7 separate regions of the Homo sapiens genome follow, and all the other regions are linked to region 2. The links are chromatin contacts, found by Hi-C or POLR2A ChIA-PET in ENCODE. All regions are on one chromosome and are shown on one strand. The core of a region is the stretch at or near the end of the contact, and the rest is flanking DNA. Distances in the headings are between cores, read along the strand shown. Region 1 holds the start of MACO1 (macoilin 1). Region 2 holds the start of SRRM1 (serine and arginine repetitive matrix 1). Region 3 holds the start of HMGCL (3-hydroxy-3-methylglutaryl-CoA lyase). Region 4 holds the start of RPL11 (ribosomal protein L11). Region 5 holds the start of PITHD1 (PITH domain containing 1). Region 6 holds the start of TMEM50A (transmembrane protein 50A). Region 7 holds the start of ELOA (elongin A).

Evidence for each region. A loop is a pair of places that touch in the nucleus more often than their neighbours do. ChIA-PET counts read pairs that join two places held with the same protein, here RNA polymerase II (POLR2A). Pooled maps may share reads with other maps.
Region 1: a map of B cell shows a loop between it and region 2 (25-fold over the local background). The contact joins the promoter of MACO1 here to the promoter of SRRM1 in region 2. A Hi-C loop is called at or near these places in 2 of 168 maps with a recorded cell type or tissue (B cell and CD8-positive, alpha-beta T cell), 1 of 37 single-sample maps with no recorded cell type and 16 of 50 pooled maps. POLR2A ChIA-PET finds 5 or more read pairs at or near these places in 3 of 52 experiments (activated CD4-positive, alpha-beta T cell, activated CD8-positive, alpha-beta memory T cell and naive thymus-derived CD8-positive, alpha-beta T cell).
Region 3: a pooled map shows a loop between it and region 2 (9-fold over the local background). The contact joins the promoter of HMGCL here to the promoter of SRRM1 in region 2. A Hi-C loop is called at or near these places in 4 of 50 pooled maps. POLR2A ChIA-PET finds 5 or more read pairs at or near these places in 3 of 52 experiments (Caco-2, T-cell and activated B cell).
Region 4: a loop to region 2 is called in a map of naive thymus-derived CD4-positive, alpha-beta T cell, with 6 times the contacts of the local background. The contact joins the promoter of RPL11 here to the promoter of SRRM1 in region 2. A Hi-C loop is called at or near these places in 1 of 168 maps with a recorded cell type or tissue (naive thymus-derived CD4-positive, alpha-beta T cell) and 13 of 50 pooled maps. POLR2A ChIA-PET finds 5 or more read pairs at or near these places in 1 of 52 experiments (activated B cell).
Region 5: a loop to region 2 is called in a pooled map, with 9 times the contacts of the local background. The contact joins the promoter of PITHD1 here to the promoter of SRRM1 in region 2. A Hi-C loop is called at or near these places in 7 of 50 pooled maps. POLR2A ChIA-PET finds 5 or more read pairs at or near these places in 3 of 52 experiments (A673, CD8-positive, alpha-beta memory T cell and GM10248).
Region 6: a loop to region 2 is called in a map of B cell, with 7 times the contacts of the local background. The contact joins the promoter of TMEM50A here to the promoter of SRRM1 in region 2. A Hi-C loop is called at or near these places in 2 of 168 maps with a recorded cell type or tissue (B cell and naive thymus-derived CD4-positive, alpha-beta T cell), 5 of 37 single-sample maps with no recorded cell type and 17 of 50 pooled maps. POLR2A ChIA-PET finds 5 or more read pairs at or near these places in 1 of 52 experiments (B cell).
Region 7: a loop to region 2 is called in a map of CD4-positive, alpha-beta T cell, with 7 times the contacts of the local background. The contact joins the promoter of ELOA here to the promoter of SRRM1 in region 2. A Hi-C loop is called at or near these places in 1 of 168 maps with a recorded cell type or tissue (CD4-positive, alpha-beta T cell), 1 of 37 single-sample maps with no recorded cell type and 6 of 50 pooled maps.

The regions. Positions count from the first base shown.
Region 1 is chr1:25,429,458-25,432,157 of GRCh38, reverse strand. It overlaps MACO1 (macoilin 1), which reads right to left and starts at 1,261. Exons shown (of 11, transcript NM_018202.6): 1 at 980-1,261. The coding sequence starts at 1,059. It also overlaps a transcript of RHCE not described here. RefSeq lists silencers at 746-1,405, 1,796-2,235.
Region 2 is chr1:24,641,981-24,644,694 of GRCh38, reverse strand. SRRM1 (serine and arginine repetitive matrix 1) reads right to left here and starts at 1,393. Exons shown (of 17, transcript NM_005839.4): 1 at 1,348-1,393. The coding sequence starts at 1,368. RefSeq lists silencers at 1,012-1,071, 1,332-1,651 and an enhancer at 1,722-1,821.
Region 3 is chr1:23,824,021-23,826,720 of GRCh38, reverse strand. It overlaps HMGCL (3-hydroxy-3-methylglutaryl-CoA lyase), which reads left to right and starts at 1,292. Exons shown (of 9, transcript NM_000191.3): 1 at 1,292-1,365. The coding sequence starts at 1,306. LOC105376861 (a long non-coding RNA gene) reads left to right here. Exons shown (of 3, transcript XR_947068.2): 2 at 538-637; 3 at 1,133-1,181. RefSeq lists an enhancer at 423-1,291.
Region 4 is chr1:23,690,408-23,693,107 of GRCh38, reverse strand. RPL11 (ribosomal protein L11) reads right to left here and starts at 1,302. Exons shown (of 6, transcript NM_000975.5): 1 at 1,279-1,302; 2 at 349-499. The coding sequence starts at 1,284. RefSeq lists an enhancer at 1,021-1,340.
Region 5 is chr1:23,777,014-23,779,713 of GRCh38, reverse strand. PITHD1 (PITH domain containing 1) reads right to left here and starts at 1,296. Exons shown (of 6, transcript NM_020362.5): 1 at 1,001-1,296; 2 at 233-276. The coding sequence starts at 1,198. ELOA-AS1 (ELOA antisense RNA 1) reads left to right here and starts at 1,417. Exons shown (of 4, transcript NR_038280.1): 1 at 1,417-1,515. RefSeq lists enhancers at 1-366, 1,620-2,572 and silencers at 917-966, 1,057-1,366.
Region 6 is chr1:25,336,845-25,339,591 of GRCh38, reverse strand. TMEM50A (transmembrane protein 50A) reads right to left here and starts at 1,258. Exons shown (of 7, transcript NM_014313.4): 1 at 1,136-1,258. It also overlaps a transcript of RSRP1 not described here. RefSeq lists silencers at 1,309-1,428, 2,420-2,714.
Region 7 is chr1:23,742,090-23,744,789 of GRCh38, reverse strand. It overlaps ELOA (elongin A), which reads right to left and starts at 1,319. Exons shown (of 11, transcript NM_003198.3): 1 at 1,212-1,319. The coding sequence starts at 1,286. RefSeq lists silencers at 658-1,137, 1,288-1,517.

The sequences.
Region 1 (2,700 bases), core at 12-2,511, 790 kb before region 2:
CACATGCTGAGAATTCTTCTTTGTAAACTAATTACTTCTCCACCGAAATCTGTATCAAGGCAAATACCATTTACAAGTAACATTCTGAGAAGAACCAGAAAATAACAGTCGTACACAAATCGACTTGGGGAAGCTATGATAGTAAGTTGCCCCATGAACCTGTTGTCTTTCTCTACCGGTGGACTGAATTCAATTTCTATTTAAAGGGACACTGCTTTTCTTGCGGATGAAAAAAAAAAAAAAGAGTTTGGAGAAAATCCCTTTTTAAAAACGTTCAAAGCAAGCTATCTGCTTGGAATTGTCAAAACAATATTTGCTGAAAAACTGGTCATCAGACCCTTCCGAATCTGGAGCAGGGCCACAGGGCATGATTTGGGGGTATCAGCTTCAGCCCTGGGTGCCAAGTTTGAGATCCCATATGGGAAGCAGAAGGTGAAAGAAGTGACAGCATGGCCCCAGGCCAGTATGCTGGCAGCTTGGGGGAACGAGGGGCCACAGTGGGCTCTCAACTTTGTCAGCCTCCCCCACCCCCCCGCGCTGTGGTCCACGCGCCTCCTGGCTCCGGCCGGCAAGCCCCCAGGCCACCGGGGGGCTCGGGGGCCAGCGGCGGCCAGTCAGAGGTCCCGGAAGCGGCCCTCCCGGCCCAGCGGCATGGCCGGGATGCTGAGGAACGCCGGGCTGGTTGGGGGCTCTCCGCCCCTCCCCCCGGCGGGCCCGGCGCTTCCAACGGCGGCGCGGCGGCTCCCTCAGCCAGCGCCCGCCGCGCCCTGCCCGCCCGGCCGGGCCGACCCTCGCCACGCCCCGCGCACCCGGGGCGGACCCCGGCGGGCGGGCCAGCGGCTCCGGGGCCAGCGCTCCTTAGGAGAGCCCCCGGCGCGGGCGTGCGGCCTACTCGGGGTTACATAACGGGGCCAGGCCCCTCGGAGCTGGAGGGGGACCGCAGGGCCCGCGCCCGCGGAGTGGGGGTGCAGCCGCTCACCTGCCGTAAATGCCCTCGGTGATCCGGTTCCGCTTTAGGGGGCGGCGGAGCTTACTGCAGTCGGCGTTCCGCCGCTTCATCCTCCCGCTGGGGGGCCGGGTGCCCGCGCCGCCGCCGCCGTCTCTCACCTCAGCTGCCGCCGCCGCTGGCCCGCCCCGCGTCGGGCCTGGACTCTACCCCTGAGGCCGGTCACACAGACATGGAGCCAGCACCCGGGGGGAGGGGGTAGCACGGGGAGGGGGGGCTCGGAGCCTCCTCCGCCTTCGGAAACAAAGAAATGACAATTCCGGGGCCCGCCCGCCCAGCACCAGCCAGCCGCCTGCCCCGCCTCCTCGGCTCCGACGGACGGCCCGGGAGGCCAATAGAAGCCACCGGTAAACCGCTGTCGGCCAATCCCAGGGCCCGCTGAGGCAAAACTGACTCTAGAACCCGCCCCTTTGAAGGACGGAAGAATGCGCCAATCATTATAGTGTCTGGGTCCCCGGCTGAGCCTATCAGAAAAGATTTAAATAGAGGCTTATAAATAGGCCCTATAAATATAACATCCTATATTACGCCTTGTTGCGAAGGTATGCTTTATTATTATTGGGTTGCGTTTCATTGTATTGTAATCCCTACTAGAGCATACCGTACGGCATGGCATTGTAGGCTCTCGTCTAGCAATGTATGAAATCGGAAGGCCCGGGTTTGCGGCATGTGCGGTGTCTGCGCTGACGTGCGCTTCAGCCAGTCGCGTCATTATGTAAGGGAGCATCCCAGGAACAGCGCCGGGGACCCTTCTGCGGATGCTGGAGAGCTCGGCCAGGCCGACCGCGTCAGCGCGCACCGGGGGTACGAATGACAAAGCAAACCCCACACGCACACAGACACACACCCTGCCAGCTTCCCGCGACGTGGTGACAGCGCGCCGGCCAATCGGAGGTGGCGGCCCCGCCCCGGGTTACGCCACGGGGCGGAGCCGTGGGGGCGCGCGACGTAGCGCAGAGATGCCCGGGGCGTGTGCGGCGGTGCGGCCCGGGCTCCACGTCCACAGGCTGGGCAGCGCTGTGGGCCCCGCGGGCGCCGAGTCCGCAGGACCCGCGAGGGCACTACCGCGAAGCATCGGCCTCCGGGCCGGGCCGGGCCGGACCGGGAGCCTGCTCGGCGGGTCCGGGCTCCTGCAAGGCGGGGACGCGGGGCCGGCGACCCTTCACGCTTCGTACTCATTGAGCGCCGATTTTATGCCAGGCACCGTGCTGGGTAATTTGCGTGTATTTGCTCATTTACTCCTTATAACTCCCCTGCCACGTACGTATGGCAAAGTAACACTTAGAAAAGTCCGCATGGTGTTTTTTTTTAAGAGAAATAAAAAGAATGTTTATCATTAGAGAAAACTGGGGAAAATGTAGGAAAGTGGCCGAAAAGGAAAAAACACCAATGAGTCTCATCACATTAACACAAATACAGTTGACATTTTATTGTATTTGCTTGTTTTCCAATTTTCCCCTATGGATGATAATGTTACTATTGCTATTAAATAGAATAGTGGTCATACTAGAATAGTAGTCATACTAGAATAGTAGTCATACTGTTTTTAACATAAGCATTTTTACATGTTTTAATGCAGCTTTTATAAATATTTCTGAAAATATTGCAGAATGTCCTATCCAGTAGCTTTATCAGTGTAATCCCTCAACGACAATGGGGCAGTTAGTCTTCCAGTGCATTTTTAAAACTTCCCA
Region 2 (2,714 bases), core at 144-2,643:
AATTCGATACGCTAATCTGAAACTATCATTCCAAAATAAGTATCTTACTGTTTGCCTAAGAACAGCTGGTTGTTCTTAGGTAAAATACTTGGGGGATAACATTCTAACATGACGAAAAACTCGTTGGCATATTTAAAGCCAATTAAAGAAGGATTTCAATGTCCAATTCGGAGTGTCCAAAGATATTTTTACTAAAGTTCTGGCCCTCCTCCCTTCCAATTTTTCCTTTGAAAACACACAAACTGCAAATTACATGCTCTAAAGAGAAGAGCTAACGTGTATTTCAGAAAACGGATATATTGGCTTAGATCAACTAGTTTCTATACGACTTCATTCTGCATTAACAGTTTGCAAGCCCTGAGAGACCAATGGTGCTCAACTCTAGTCCTGTGTCCCTTCTAGATCTTGATCTAGTACTAATTTCCTACAGGAGGGGACTATGGGACACACAGGCTCCAGCACGAGCCTGATAAAGTGTGGGCCCCGAGAACCAACTACGACGGAGTAACTTCCCTGCCTGCAGGCGATGGGCAGACGACGCTGGCAGAGCCTAGGTAAGAGTTACCTTTCACCAGCGGACTCCAAGAGTAAAACACGATGGTGGCGGGTGGTGAGGGATGTGGAGGGCGGGAAGGAATTGAATCACTCCACAACCTGCCTCCATACCCGCGCATAGTTTTCGTTGCACCCTCTACCCTCACAGAACCTTAAATTCACATTGTCCCAACAAGTTATCTACGTCCCCCTCCCTGAAGGGATATCAAATTGGGCGGGAGCTCCCGCGAACCCTGACCTGGCGCCTCCACGAAGGCTTAGGACCTGGAGGGAGGACGTTGGGGGGCGGGGAGGGCGCTTTTTCAAAAAAAGCCGCTGAATGCTTCTTCCTGTTCTCCCTCCCCTAAGGTGCTCTCCCAAGATGTACCCCCAAACCATATTCTCCCTGCCCTGCCGCCACCAGTGACCTTAGGGCTTTCCTTTGGCCTCCCACTCGGGACTTCCTCCTCCGGCTCCGCTAGGCCCCAGGACCCGGCGGCACGCACGGCGCTCGGCCTGCAGGCCCCGCCAGGCAGGCGGGCAGCGAGGTACCATCCCGGCCCATTCCCGCCGCCATTTTCCGGCCACCGTCGCCGCCGCGTAGGGGGGACCATTCCGGAGGAGGAGACTGCGCAGGGGCGCACCGGTCTCCGCCGCAGCGCACGGGGGGGGGGGGGGTGCGCCGGCTCTAGGAGGAATCCTTAAGATCTCCGAAGCTCCCCTCGCTGGCCACCCTGTGCCAAGCTAAGGTCTCCTACCAGGCCTTACCGAGAAGTCCCTGGCCTCACCCCGGCGCCCGGCGCTTCTACTTACGCGGAAAAATCCCGCGTCCATCTTGCCGCCTCGCTCGGAGATCGCTCCCTATCCCAGGGTACACCGCGCCGCCGCGACGGAGGGCGGGACCGGCGGAGGGAAAGCCGAGCGCCGGGACGCAGCGCGCGTCGTTGCGCCCGCCCCCTCCGGCCGACACGAGGCCGCGCCTGCTCAGTGCGCCGAGAGCCCGCCACGCGTGCGCACGAGCGCCAGCGGGGGCGGGCTTCTGTCAGGCCCTAAACTCCCCGGTAGGTAGTGGAGGAGGCGAACCTGACGACCGCAGCCAATGGGAGCAAAAGGGAAGGCCGTCGAGTCGCCCCGCCCTGCAAGTCCTTTTGTGGCGCGTGACCATCCTTGTTCGCGCAATGTGACGTGACCCATCCTTCGACCCGTAGTGGAAGAGGCTTGGCGTCCTGGAGTTCCATGAAGCGATTGAAGAGAAAGGCTGTTACCTCAGAGTGACGCGGGCGAGGCGGCCCGTGCGCCGACGAGAGGCCTGCGGCTTCCCTCTCGTTGTGAAAGTTGTGATTGTGTAGGTTTTACGCGTTTACCAGACGAGAGAGGATTGTCTGTAAAGCGGTCGAGCCTGGCAGCAGACATGAAATCTGCCTTGTAGCTCAGCTTGCTCAGCCTTTGGAGGAAGCTGGAAGTGTCCAGTAGATGGGTTTCGGTTTCGGCGGCCCGGTAATCACGCCGCTGGGCAGGACGCCCGCCAGAGAGCCGTGGTCCTCGGGCTCTGCCTCGGGCTCTCCCCAGCCCGGGTCTCGGACTCCGAGAAGCACCAGCTTCCTCGCAGCGCCTCGCCTGGCCGCCCTGGTGCCTCTGCTCTGGCTGCGAGGGCCTTGGGTTGGATGCGCACTGCTAGATTTTCTTATTTTGAAAATTATTGGCCGGGCGCGGTGGCTCACGCCTGTAATCCCAGCACTTTGGGAGGCCGAGGCGGGCGGATCACGAGGTCAGGAGATCGAGACCATCCTGGCTAACACGGTGAAACCCCGTCTCTACTAAAAATACAAAAAATTAGCTGGGCGTGGTGGCGGGCGTCTGTAGTCCCAGCTACTCGGGAGGCTGAGGCAGGAGAATGGCATTAACCCGGGAGGTGGAGCTTGCAGTGAGCCGAGATCACGCCACTGCACTCCAGCCTGGGTGACAGAGCGAGACTGTCTCAAAAAAAAAAGTTATTTTTATCTAATAAAGCAGAGATGGGGGTCTCGCTCTGTTGCTGGTCTCGAACTCCTGGCCTCCCAAAGTGCAGGGACTTCAGGCCTGAGCCACCGCGCCCGGCCCCACTCTGCCAGCTTTTTCGCAAGCGCTTCTCGCCCTTCTCGCTTCCCTTTCTCGGAGGGAAAGCCGGCGTCCCTTTCTCA
Region 3 (2,700 bases), core at 43-2,542, 820 kb after region 2:
ACCCACTAAATTGATACTGTGACCAATTAGTGGGGTACAACATACAGTTTGAAAACAGTGCTCTGGCCGGGGGCGGTGGCTCTCGCCTGTAATCCCAGCATTTTGGGAGGCCAAGGCGGGCGGATCACCTGAGGTCAGGAATTTGAGACCAGCCTGGCCAACACGGTGAAACCTCGTTTCTACTAAAAACACTAAAATTAGCCAGGCGTGGTGGTGCACACCTGTAATCCCAGCTACTCGGGAGACTGAGGCACGAGACTCTCTTGAACTCGGGAGGCGGAGGTTGCAGTGAGCCGAAATCGCGCCACTGCACTCCAACCTGGGTGACAGAGTGAGACTCCATCTCAAACAAACAAAACAAACCAACAAAACAAAAGAGAGAAAAACAGTGTTCTCAGCATTTTCTTTGCCTCAGGGCCATTGCGAATGCTACACCGTCTGGAAAGTTTTTCTTGTATCCTCTTCACCTGGATAGATTTTTTTTTTTTTCAGCCCTTCAGAAAGTACACCTAGATAAATCTTAATCATTTTTTTAAGGTATGAAATCTAAGGATGCCCCCTCTCTGGAGCTGCCTGCCTGTGTTTGAATCCTGAAGATCGTGATGCGTGAGTTAATCCGTGCTAAGAACTCGGAACAGTGAGTAGCAAATCGTTGCTTCTTATAGTGCAAGTTAGAAATGACACAACTGTTTGTGTAACTATTAATATGTGTCTCCTCACACCTCCCACACTCTAAACACAAGAAGCCACAGAATTTGGTTAATTTCTTTTCATGTTTTTGTTTGTTTGGTTTTGGGTTTTTTGTTTTGGACAGGCTCTCACTGTGTCGCCCAGGCTGGAGTGCAGTGGCACGATCTCCGCTCGCTGCAACCTCGCCTCCCGGGTTCAAACAATTCTCCTGCCTCAGCTTCCCAAGTAGCTGGGATTACAGGCGCCCACCACCACGCCCGGCTTTTTTTTTTTTTTTTTTTTTTTTTTTTTTTTTTTGGATTTTTTGGAGAGACGGGGGTTTCGCCATGTTAGCCAGGCTGGTCTCGAATTCCTGACCTCAGGTGATCTACCCGCCTCGGTCTCCCAAAGTGCTAGGATTACATGGTGTCCAGGCTGATTCTGTTCATCTTTATATTCCTAGCGTCTCACTTGGCCTGGCATGGAAGAGGCGCTCGGAATCAAAACGGAGAGAGGCTGGGGGTGGAGCCAGCTTCGGAAGTCACGGCGGAGGGGCGGGGGCGGGGCCGCGCCCACCAGACGAGCCATCGGTCACGCGGGGCCCAGCTGGACTGCCGCGGGGGATTCTGGGCCAAGATGGCAGCAATGAGGAAGGCGCTTCCGCGGCGACTGGTGGGCTTGGCGTCCCTCCGGGCTGTAAGTGCCCCGAGCCGCCGAGGCGGCGGCCCTGCAGGCACTCTGACTGTCAGGGTTGGGGGCTTGGCCCGTGGTGACTGCTCTCTTAGAGGCGAGGCCGGACAGCTCTCAGGCCAGAGTCGGGAGGGCGTTGGAGTCCTGGACCCTCCCTTTTCCCCTCAAATCCTTTGAAGGGGATGGGAAAACTGAGGTCCGGAGAGGTGGAGTGACTTGTCTGGGTCATGGAGACCTGGGACGCCATCCTAGGTGCCCTGATTCCCCGCCCAGGGCCCTTTCCGATGACCCTGGCCCCTTTCTCCCTCTAATTGAACTTCAGACCTCTCCAACTCTTCATTAGTGAAAATCAAGAACACGCTTCCATTTCCTTCGTCTCCATTTCCAACTGTTGTTGCTTTTAGAGATGCTTGGGGAACTATCCCAGCCTACCGAGCGGGACTTGCGTTGATTGGAGCCAAGCTGTGATTCCCTTGGAATTGCACTTTGATCCTGTTCGATCCTGATGTTTTCCCCTCTCCCATTCTCAGCGCAGAAAAAGTGTGGGAGACGTAGCTGTATGGAGCAGAAAAAATAAAAGCTGAAGCTAGGGTGTCCCAATAGTTCTGCCACTTTCTAGACTTAATGACATAGTTATTTACTTTCTCTAAACCTCAGCTCTTTCGTCTGTAAAACGGACAACATTCCCTTGGGGTTGTTTTGGAAATTAGAGAAAATGTAAGTAACACATCTGGCAGTGTTCTGGCTCCTAATAAGTGATCAGTCGGTGGTGGTATTTTTACCTTAGGGAGTTGAGAAGGAGTTATAACTGTATAGAGGGAAAAATACACTCCTGGCACTGGGTCCCTCTCAGAAAGCCACGTTAATATCTTTACTTGGCCATTCACCTGCACCACCTGCTCATGTGTAAAATGAAGATGGCAATTCCAACTTGGAAAGTTAAACGCAATAGTAGATATTAATAAGCTTTTAAGAAATATTTGGTGTAATGAGATGGCCCTCCATGGGGTTCCAAGCATAGGAACCAGTATTAGTATTAGGCCTAGATATGGGTTCAAGTCCAAGCTCTGTCACTTTCTAATTGTGATTTTTGGGTAACCTTTCTGAGGCTTAGTTTCTTCACCTACGGAGTTGGGATAATAATAGTCCCTGGCCTGTAGTTTAACACTGGGTTTAGTCAGTATTCGCTGTTGGTGTTGATGCAGGTACACCATACCTCAGGACACTGTGGCACAGTACTTGTGTGGTTAGGGGGACCCTCTCTGAGCAGAGCTTTACAGAGGAGGAACGGGATGTTTAACCAGGAGAAGACTGTGGACCGAACGAACGGTGGTAAAGAGG
Region 4 (2,700 bases), core at 53-2,552, 950 kb after region 2:
TACAGCCCTGTTCTTAATGCAGCCTATATAACCCTAACTGCTAATCAGATCTAATGATCTTTACTTCGTTCCTGACATTTCCACTCTATCTCATATCCTAGTTACTTAGGAAAATCTTTACTTGGGCTAGTCTTAGCTTAAGATCTGCTCAAATAAAATCTAGTGTTCCAATCCCACACGCCATCTTGAATAAAAAAAAAAAAAAAAGACACCTCTTGGCCGGCTCATGAATTTAATGCTTTAAGTGATGCCGACTGTCACTTTCTAAACAGACTCGACAGCAGGTAAATCAAGAAACAACCAAGCGACCCAAGCAGGCAAACCCTGTATGTCCTTGTGACTACTCACCTTTGGAAAACACAGGGGTCTGCCCTGTGAGCTGCTCCAACACCTTGGCTGCTCGCGTCAGTCTGTCTCCACTCTCCCCAACACAGATGTTGAGACAGAGTTTGCGGATGCGAAGTTCCCGCATGGGGTTCTCCTTTTCACCTTGATCCTGCTGCAACAGGGAAGAGCAGCAGTCAATACACTCACAGCTGAGGGCCCTGAGTTTTACTACTTTCTATCTGCACAGCATTTTTATTTCTGCTCATCCCAAATCGTAACGAAGACCCTGAATGTTTAAAAGGTATAATGTTTAGGGGACATCAAGGGAAGAAGACAGCTCGGAACCTATCCTTCCTCCACGAACGGAACGGGTGAAGAGAAAACTCAGGACAGTTATTGAGTGTTAAAAGATACGGACACTGAGATCGAACCCTAAGAGGCTCAGGGTAACAAAGAGCGCCCCCATTGTAAGGCCAACTAAGGGGAGTGAGCGAAGAAACAGAACTTAATTGCTCAGTTAACAGGAAACACGTGGTTATGCGACGTCCAGCATCCTATTCGGAAGCTGTCTAAAGGCTGGCACCTTCCCTAAGCGGAGCAACCGACTAAGGTTTCCTAGCACCGAGCAAGTCTCAAGTCCCCGGGACCAGGAAAAGGCCCGGACCCCCCTGCCTCAGAACCCTCCATTCACCCCATCTGCCCCCGCTGCAGCCTCCTGACCGTGCTTCTGAGCACTCCGGGCAAGTGCCCGGAGCCGCTCCTAAAACGATGGCAGGGAAAGTGACAGAATTCAACCCTGCGTCCTTGGCTCGAACGGCTCTGCTAGTTTTGGGCCAGCAGGCATTGCGGGCTCCATATTCCTCGGGCTGCGGGCGAAGTAGCCCCCGCAGGCTCGGCCTGCCATGGATGGCGACGGATAAAGGAAAGCAAATCCAGGTCCCAGCTACTCACCGCCATGATGGAGAGCAGGAAGAGAAAGCGGAGCTTCCGGCCGAGGGCCTTATGGGCCAGGAGGCGGGCTCTTTTCCCAGGCTAACCACAGAGATGAAGACGAGGAAGAGAGGCGCATTTGGCAAAGCCCTGCAGCGTCGGCTTCTCCCTTGTGGGTAGTGCTAGCCACTGCAGGCGACGCTGGCTGAAGACCGGGATCTGGGTTTTCCAAAAATAGTTTTTGAAAGCTCCCGAATCAGCACGTCCTTGAGTTTCCGGACCTTGAGGACGTTCTCTCCTCCCAGTGTCACGAGCTGGTGGTCCTTGTGTGATGAGAACGCCAAAACTACATTAAATCAATCATGCAAATTATGACGCAAATTTATTCTGTAACAACGTAAACAAATATAATTTATTTATTTATTTATTTTTTGAGACGGAGCCTCGCTGTGTCACCCAGGTTGAAGTGCAGTGGCGCGATATCGGCTCACTGCAACCTCCGCCTCCCGGGTTCAAGCGATTCTCCTGCCTCAGCCTCCCAAGTAGCTGGGATTACAGGCACGCACCACCATACCGGTCTAATTTGTTTGTATTTTTAGTAGAGATGGGGTTTCACCATGTTGGTCGGGCTGGTATGGAACTCCTGACCTCAAATGATCCACCCGCCTTGGCCTCCCAAAGTGCTGGGATTACAGGCGTGAGCCACCACTCCGGGCACAAATAGAATTTATACAAACGGAAAGGAGTGGTGGTTTAAGAGTCCCGAGCTTGAAGACAGGCAGATGTGGTCCTGTCTCGACCAGCTAGTAGCTATGTGACCTTGGGCAAGTTACTACAGGGTGCGTATTCCTAACCTGAAAAGCCTGGGACCAGACGGTTTTTAGATTTGGGATTTTTCCGGATTATGGAATATTCGCATAAACATAATGAGATATCTTGGGGATGGAACCCAAGTCTGAATATGAAATTAATTTATGTTCCATATACACCTTATACACATAGTCTGAAGGTAATTTTATACAATATTTTAAGTAAGTTTGTGCATGAAACAAAGTTTGTGTACATTGAACCATCAGAAAGCAAAGGTGTCACTATCTCAGCCACCCTTGTGGACAATCTCTGGTTGGTTGGCCTAACCATTTTTCCAGACTGTAAATGTATATGCTATTGATAAGCAATACTTTCTTACGCTTATTCACATATAAGTACTTAACAGCGGCCGGGCGCGGTGGCTCACGCCTGTAATCCCAGCACTTTGGGAGACCGAGACGGGCGGATCGCGAGGTCAGGAAATCGAGACCATCCTGGCTAACACGGTGAAACTCCGTCTCTACTAAAAATACAAAAAAAAAAAAAAAAAAAAATTAGCCGGGCGTGGTGGCGGGCGCCTGTAGTCCCAGCTACTCTGGAGGCTGAGGCAGGAGAATGGCGTGAACCTGGGAG
Region 5 (2,700 bases), core at 47-2,546, 860 kb after region 2:
AGCATTCTACAATTCTAAGAAATCTACCTCAATTTCTCAGTTATTGTTCTACAAATACATCTGTTTCCAGTCTGCACCAAGAAAGCTATGATGCTTTCCTCCTCAAACCCACCAAAGTAATTTATCCCATTTCTAGAAGCAAATGTGTGCTCTTGACACCAGTGAATGAATCCATCTGAGGCAACTGGGTACAGCCTATTTAGCCTGAGGTAGGCACCAAGGAGATACTTACGGAATATTAAACAGAAGCTCTTCATCTGCATCACTTTCAACAAACTGGAGGGGATGGGGAGGGGGGAGGAGAAAGCAACAAATATTTGCTGAGAGCCTACAATTTCAGGCATCTCCCACCCTGCTCTACAACTGGGGTGCAATGGGAAGAGTCACTCTCCCTTGGTTTTCCAAGACTTATTAACTTGAAGCTAACCAGTCTTATCCAGTGTCATAACAGCCACAGGCCACCCAACTGGAAGGTTCTTAACAAAAAGCCCATGAATGAATTTCCAGGGTCGAAGAGCCTTCTGAAGTGTGAACTGAAAGGCAGGTGTTTATGTGCATTTTTCTGAGAAGAAGGTCCACTGCTTTCAAACAGATAGCAAAGGGGCCTGCGACCCCACAATGTAAAGAACATTTGCTCTATATGGGAACCACCTTTCATCTCCCTAGGCTCATCTTCACCAGGTAATATGATGAGGCAGCCATTAGCACCAATGGTCCAACGGCCCTCACGACCATCCTCTCTAGCCCACACAGCCCTGGAATAGAGCGTTAGGCTGTGTAGCTTGACAAAACTGTCCCCGTTCCCTCTAGGCCTCAGTTTCCCTATATGCAAAATGGGGAGACAACGCTGCTCGCCTCCCAAAGAGCTGGCAGGAGACAGGCACGGAAAAGCGCTTGGCAACCAGGCTGTCGTTATTCTTAACATCAGAAATGAGTAGACCGACGGCCCGAGGCCCCACACGCACCCTGCCCCGCCCGCCCCAAGCCCCAGGCGGCCCACCTTGGAGCGGTCGGTCCGCTCCTCCCACGGCTTGAAGACGCCGCGGCCGCTGCCCTCGCGGCTCTCGTTAAGGCATTGCAGCCGCTCCAGGTCGATGCGCAGGTACAGGCCGTAGGCCAGGCCGCGCTGCTCGGGCGGCTCCTCCCGTTCGGCGGCGCAGCGGCAGCCACCCCCGCCGTGGCTGTGACCGTGCGACATGGCAACGCCGCCACCTGCGCGTCCTCTCGGCCCCACCGCCGCGCTCGCTCGGCTCGGCTCGCCTCAGACCAGCTCCGCGCCGTTCAGCTCCGGCAACTAAGCGCGCCGCGCCTGCCGCGTCGTAAAAAGCGCCGCTGCGCGGCGCATGCGCGTGGGGAGAAGGCGGGGGGGCGGGGGGGGTGGGGTCGAGCGGAACTGACGTAGGACGCGCGCCTCCCAGGTGCCAGAGTTCGTATATGACTCCAGTCCTGGCGCTGGATGCTGCTGCTGTTCCAGCTTCCTAGGTGTGGAAACTGAAGGACCAAGAGATTAAACAGGTGTGCTGAGTAAACTCACAGGCTGAGATTCGAATTATCCTCCCCCGACGAGGATGGAGCCTTCGCTGTCTTCCTTGATCGCCACGTTTCTTTGCGAGCCGATGAAGGAAAGCGTGAGGAATGATAAGGCCCTGGAGACTGGAGAACGCGAGCTTATCGCTGTCTCACATGCGCACGGCTTAGACGTTGAGAGCTCACAGGCCCACTTGCATAACCACTTTCTTGATAGCGGGGTTACAGCTTGAGAGCATGGGGCTTTGTGCACGGCCAGACCTAAAGACTACTCCTGGGTCTGCTACTGGCCATTGTGACACCTTAAGTCATTTCCCCTATTCTGAGACTCCGTTTCCCCGTCTGTAAGGTGGAAAGAATAGTATCTGTTTCATAGGATCACAGTGAGTATTAAATGAAATAATGCAATTAAAGAACTCAGCAGGCCGGGCGCGGTGGCTCACGCCTGTAATCCCAGCACTTTGGGAGGCCGAGGCGGGCGGATCACGAGGTCAAAAGATCGAGACCATCCTAGCCAACATGATGAAACCCCGTCTCTACTAAAAATACAAAAATTAGCTAGGCGTGGTGGCGCGAGCCTGTAGTCCCAGCTACTCGGGAGGCTGAAGCAGGAGAATCGCTTGAACCCGGGAGGCAGAGGTTGCAGTGAGCCGACATCGCGCCACTGCACTCCAGCCTGGCGACAGAGCAAGACTCTGTCTCAAAAAGAAAAAAAAAGAAAAAACTCAGCAAATGGCTGACACATGATGGGCATTCAGTAGCCGATGGTTATTACGGTCAAATCCAACCACAGCAACTTACTAGCTGCGTGGCCTTGGGCAAGTGACTTGATCTTCTGAGACTCAGTTTACCCCCTGTGAAGTGAAGGGATTGGACTAGATGATCTCTGCGTTTCCTCCCCCATGTGATATTTCAAAGTACTTTTTTTCGAACAGCTGGTTGTGGCCTGTCAATAGGTTTTAAAATCCGTTTATAGAGAATTGTGATCAACATTTAAAAAAAAAATAGAATACAAAAAAAAAAAAACCCAGAATGTATCACACATTTCAAGTCTCAATTGATGAAACTTTTGTTTCAGTTTTGAGTTTGTATTCAGACACAATATGATGTGTTTTTCATATTGTGGGTTGAGATCAAAATAATTAAAAGTCACTGTTTAGAGGTGAAATAATC
Region 6 (2,747 bases), core at 9-2,508, 700 kb before region 2:
CAGAACGTGTGTTTCTTCACACCTAAATCAAGAAATTAAACACTGCACTGCAGTTCTTACCTCTACCCACATCATTTCCTTTCACTTCATTCATTATTTTTCTTTCTGCAAGCCTGCCTTTTGGTGTCATTTCTATATAAAGAACATCCACTTTAATATCCCTATCTCTGATCCTAACGGGTGTTTCCAGCCAAAAGCAAGCACAGAATCGTGGTTAATAGTAATTCAGATTACAAAAATCCAACTGCTATTTAAATATAGCCGACCCAAGCTGTCTTTACAAATTATATAAAACATTCCTGTAAGCCGAGCAGTAGAGACCTGAGATACAGCCATGTTATCTCTATTTCAGAGTATGAAAAAGCCTGAAATACATATAACTTGCGAATAACAACACCCAAACTCCTACAGCGAACTTGACTTCCTTAAGATACTTTGTAGCCAGCAATTATGGTTGTCCAAAAATATGACACCCTACAATAGAGCAACGTCTCCCATTTTTAACTTCTCTTTTAAAAATTAAATATTAAAATATATGATTACAGCCAATGCTAAGATGCCTTTGGGACAAGTTCAATTTAGGAAATTCACTCATTTGATTCTTCCCCGGGAAGAACTGCAATTCAATAAGTGTTATTTTCGGTTCATCCCAATGGCCCCACCCCGAATCCATTTTTCTTTGCACGACGACTGGTACGCTCAAGCCAGACCCCGCCCTCCAAACTCTGGGACTTTTAGGTCTCGAGGGACGCCGCTGGAAGATGGGGGAGCCACCTTTAGCCGGGGCACCCCTCGCTGAGGGAGCTGGCCGGGTCACGCTCCTTTCTCGGGGCTTCGGCTTGTCCAGCTGTGAAGTGGGGGATCGGGGGATTTTCCAGGGATCCTGGGGTGTCCCGGGGGAGGGCGCGGTCCCCTCTCCGTCTTGGCGGGGTCTGGACGCCGTCGCCTTCTCCTGGCGCCGCCGGACCCAGGAGAGGAGAGGTCCGCGGCGGCTCAGCCCGGGTCTGCGGCTTCCGGGAGGGTGGCGGCAACGAGCCTGTGCTGTGGGCACCAGCCCGTCAGACGGCCCCGGCTCCGAGGCCTCTCCAGCCTGCGGCCGCTACTCTCTTACCCCCACTCCCCGCCCGACACTTACGTCCAGCCCCGTCGTGCAGTGGTTCCGGAGCCCGGTGTCGCGCCGCGCCGGCCCGCCTCACTCCCCCGATTTTAGCCAAGAAAACAAAACGGCCACAGCCTCCAGACACCCGGATGCAGCAGTACCATCCACCCGGCTCAGTCGCGCATGCGGACACGGGGCGGAGGGCGGGGCGCCGGGTCCGGAGGGAGCCACGCCCACCACAACAACGCGTCTGCGCATGCCCGGGCGCTGGGTTCAGGGGCTTTCCGCCGCTCTGGGTTCACAGCTGGACGTCGGGAGTGCTAGTTTGGAGTACGCCATTTGAGAGTAGGCGTGAGAAGTTGCTCTGTGTGCTGAGCGTTCTAAAGGAAGGCGTCCGTTGGCCTTCGTACCCGTCTTGAGTGAGGTGACGAGTGTTTTCTAGTACTGGGGTCGGCCGCGCAGCCCTCTCAGGGGTGGGTGGCAGGAAGAGTGCCGGGTCCCGCGTGGTGCAAAAGGTGGGTTCAGGTTTGCGGCCACACAGCGCTACTCAGGACTTTTTAGTCTTGTTTATTTTCTCCGTGCCTGTTCCCGCCCCCCGCAGCTCCACCTCTGGGAGAGGGGCGGGTTCAGCTCCAGGAGGCGGGGACTTCCCGGCTTGGCGTGGCTGGGGTGTCCCGTGGACCCCAGTCTCGGCGCGGTGACCCACTTATGGGACTTGGCCTTTCTTTGTTGTTTGTTTAAGGCAGGGTTTCTCAGCCTGGGCACTACTGAGGTTTTGGGCCGGCTAATTCTGTCTGGGTTGGGGAGGGTGCTGTCCCGTGCTTCGCAGGTTGTGTAGCTGCATCCCCCGCCTCTACCCAGTGGATGCAAGTAGCAGCCCCAGTGAACCAAAAATGCCCCCAGACTTTGCCAAATATCCCCTCCCGGGGAAGATCGCCTCGCTTGAGAACCACTGTTGGAGGAGAGCCTGGGTTTTCGGGAGGTAACCGTTTACAAAGGGGAGAACGGTAAGAAGCCGGAAGCAACGATGACTTAGCTACGTGAAAGACTTGCGGCCGGGCTCGCCCCTCTTCTAGAAGCCGTCAGTTTGGGTCTCGCGTCTGGAATCACCGTCAAGGAGTCAGATCCAGCCCCGGAGAGGGAGCAGGGTCGAGGTCTCCTTGCAGAAGGCGCCACCGCAGGAAGCACAGGCGCAACGTGCGGTCTCCCTAGCGGAGGCGCTCGCGATCCTGCAGCCGCCGGTCCGGGAGGTGCTCGGTAGCCCTCCTTGGTGCCTGTCCGGTAGCTGGTCACTCTCGGGGGAAGGTCGTGTGCAGAAGGGCACATGCGATCACACAGAGACGGCGTTGCTGCGGCTTTGACCCGATGGTGCACCCGAAAGAACACAGAGGGTGAAGGGAGAGATCCAGGAAGTGGTCGCGGAGCAGAACCCCCCTTCACTTCAGTTAAAAAGGTGGGTCAATTGTCGTTAAGAGATACGCACAGGTTCATCTGATTGACATGTACGGCGGCAGTATATGAGTGGGATGGGAACCAAGGTGACTGTTGTTTCCTTTGATGGATGAAACTTTCATCCCTTTGGGTTTTTTTGTTTGTTTTTGGCGGTGCATTAGCCGATTAGTAGATAAAACTGCATGACAATCTATAG
Region 7 (2,700 bases), core at 70-2,569, 900 kb after region 2:
CTGAGTTCCAACTCCTAGAACTGCCCGCCCCGGCCAGAATGATGACGGAGAATGCCAAACACATAAGTGCTTTTTCATCGTTGTACTTCCACTTAAAAAATCCTGACAACTGAGTTCAAGACCAGCCTGGCCAAGATGGTGAAACCCTGTCTCTACTAAAAATACAAAAATTAGCCAGGCGTGGTGGCGGGCGCCTACAATACCAGCTACTCGGGAGGCTGAGGCAGACAATTGCCTGAACCCGGGAGACGGAGGTTGCAGTGAGCCGAGATCGCGCCACTGTACTCCAGCCTGGGCGACCAGAGCAAGACTCGCCTCAAAAAAAAAAAAGAAAAAAAAAAATCCTGACAACCACCAGACTGTCTCCTGGAGACCAGAGAAGTGAGTGACAGAAAGATGAAAAGGTACAAGAACGCGTTTAACTTAATATTCAGTTTGTACAATAAACAACAAAAACTAGTTAACTACAATTAAAAATGGTTGTCCATCACTCGAACAACGAGAAACGGTAGCTCTTACCTTCCTATTAATGGCCAAAAGGAAACCTAGCTGCGACTTCCAACCCCGGGCCCCCGCCTCTTTTTCAATTCCAACCTAAGTTTTCAGGAGTATGCTTAGGTGACGCGAGGCTTTATTCTGTTTTGAAAGGGATTCACTGAGAAAGCGAAAGGTCCACGCTCTGATATCCAGCCGGAGAGTAGTAACCGCGTCTCCGAGAGGCGCGGACCAGACCGCGAGTCCAGGCTCCGCAGCGTTCGGGCGCCCGTCTTCTCCTCCCAGCGAACACGCACCCGCTGGGGAGTCCGCGCCGCTCCGCGGGGAGCCGGGCACCAGCGCAGGCACCGGGAGGCCAACGAGGCGGCGGCCAGCGCCCTCCCGCCCCGGGCACGCTCTCCCGCAGGAAACAGCTGGCTCGGGACGCCACGGAGCGCCTCTGGGAGGAAGCGCTAGGCACGCGGTGTCCGCACCGGGCGCGCCCCCATCCCGGGCCCGTGAGGGAGGGGGAGCGGCCGGGGCCCCGCGTCCCGACGCCCGACGCACGGGGTCCCAACGCGCGGGCAGCGGTCAATGGCCGCGAACTTCACGACCCCAGCCCCGCGGGGCCTGGCTCAGGGTCCCAGCCCCCGAACCCCGCCACGCTCGGGCCGCGACCGTTACGGGGCCCTCACCGACCCAACGCCCATCCCGCTACGCGCCGCCCCCTCGCTTACCTTCTTAGGGTCCGGGTTCGCGGCCAGGCGCGCCTGCAGCTTCTCCACAACTTGGAGCGCCGACTCCGCCGCCATCGCTGTCACTGGCGCGGCCTCCTCGCCGGAACTGGGCTCGCGTCGCGTCCTCGGGCCGCAGCTCCGCCCTCCGTGCATCCCCGGCGGAGACGGAAGCGCGCCTGGCCCCTTCCGGGCCTCGGCTGGGGTGTGTGGGGGGCGGTGGGCTGCAGGCTCCGCCCCCAGGGCCCGCTCCCCAGCGCCCACCCGGCGGCCGCGCACTCCTCGCGCCCCTGGCCCAAGTGTGCGCGCTGGGGGCTGGGGGCTGCTCGGGCCGTACGCGCCTCCGCCGCCGGCACCCCCGCTCCCTGTGCTCGCGTGCTGAGCCCAAGCCTGGAAGACCTCTCCAGGGTCTACTTCAAGACGGAATGAGGCCACCGCGCCAGACCCTGGCCTTATAAATGCCAACGCTTTCTCCCGCCTGGGGCTTAGCCACACCCTAATCAACACCTTGTCAGGGGTCCCGGGCTGGTGCCCGTCCTAGGAGTCCGCAGGCACCCGCGGTAGCAGCCACCCTAGGCTGAGCACACGATGCGTCAGTAGTTAGACTATCTTTTCCAGCCTCAGTACAACCTGATGAAACGAGTTGTATGATCTTCATTTTACAGATGAGGAAACTGAGGTTCAGGGAGACCAAATTAACTTGCAGATGGCCGCAGGACAGGAAAGAACTGAAAATGGAACCTGAATCTAAGATGTCTAGGACCATTGTGAGCGCACATTTCTGAACAGGTCGAGGAATTGAGGCCCAGAGAAAGGGATTTTTCAAAATCCAAACAGCTTAGTTCCTTCCATGAGGCAATAATAGCCCATGTGTCTTGTTTTCCCCACAAACAGTGTCTGGCACATAGGCACTAAATAAATACTTATTGCATGAATGTATAGATAGATAGATGTTTCCTCTGATGACTTGCCAATGAGCCGTATGGCTTGATTAGAAGAGCCCAAGATATTATTCTTCAGGCCGTCTACTCTCATCCTAAAAGCACTAAGTTTTACCATTACTAATACTACTACTAAAAAGAGCAACTAAATAGTTGCAAACTCACTTAAAGTACCAGCACTGATTACATCTCATTTGATCACATCAAAGCAGAACCTAATCAGATCTTCAGCAGCAAATTGGCAATGCACCTAGCCTGATCTCTCCCTCAAAGCAGGAAAGCCCAGAGATTCTTCCAGATTCTAGCTCTGGAAGAAAGAAAAACATCTTAAACACAAGTTGTTTCTTCAAATGAGCATTCATTCACTCACTATGCTGAAAAGCCCTCTCTACCATGTCCCTACTCCTCCATTTGGCGCCCCTCCCCCAGTTCCCTAAGCAACTGACCACCTTTTCAGGGTGTAAATGGTCAGTTTATTTATCTGTCTTGCCACTGGGCTGTTTATTTATCAAGTACAGTAACCGACCTGTCCAACTTTGAATCTCTGCCAC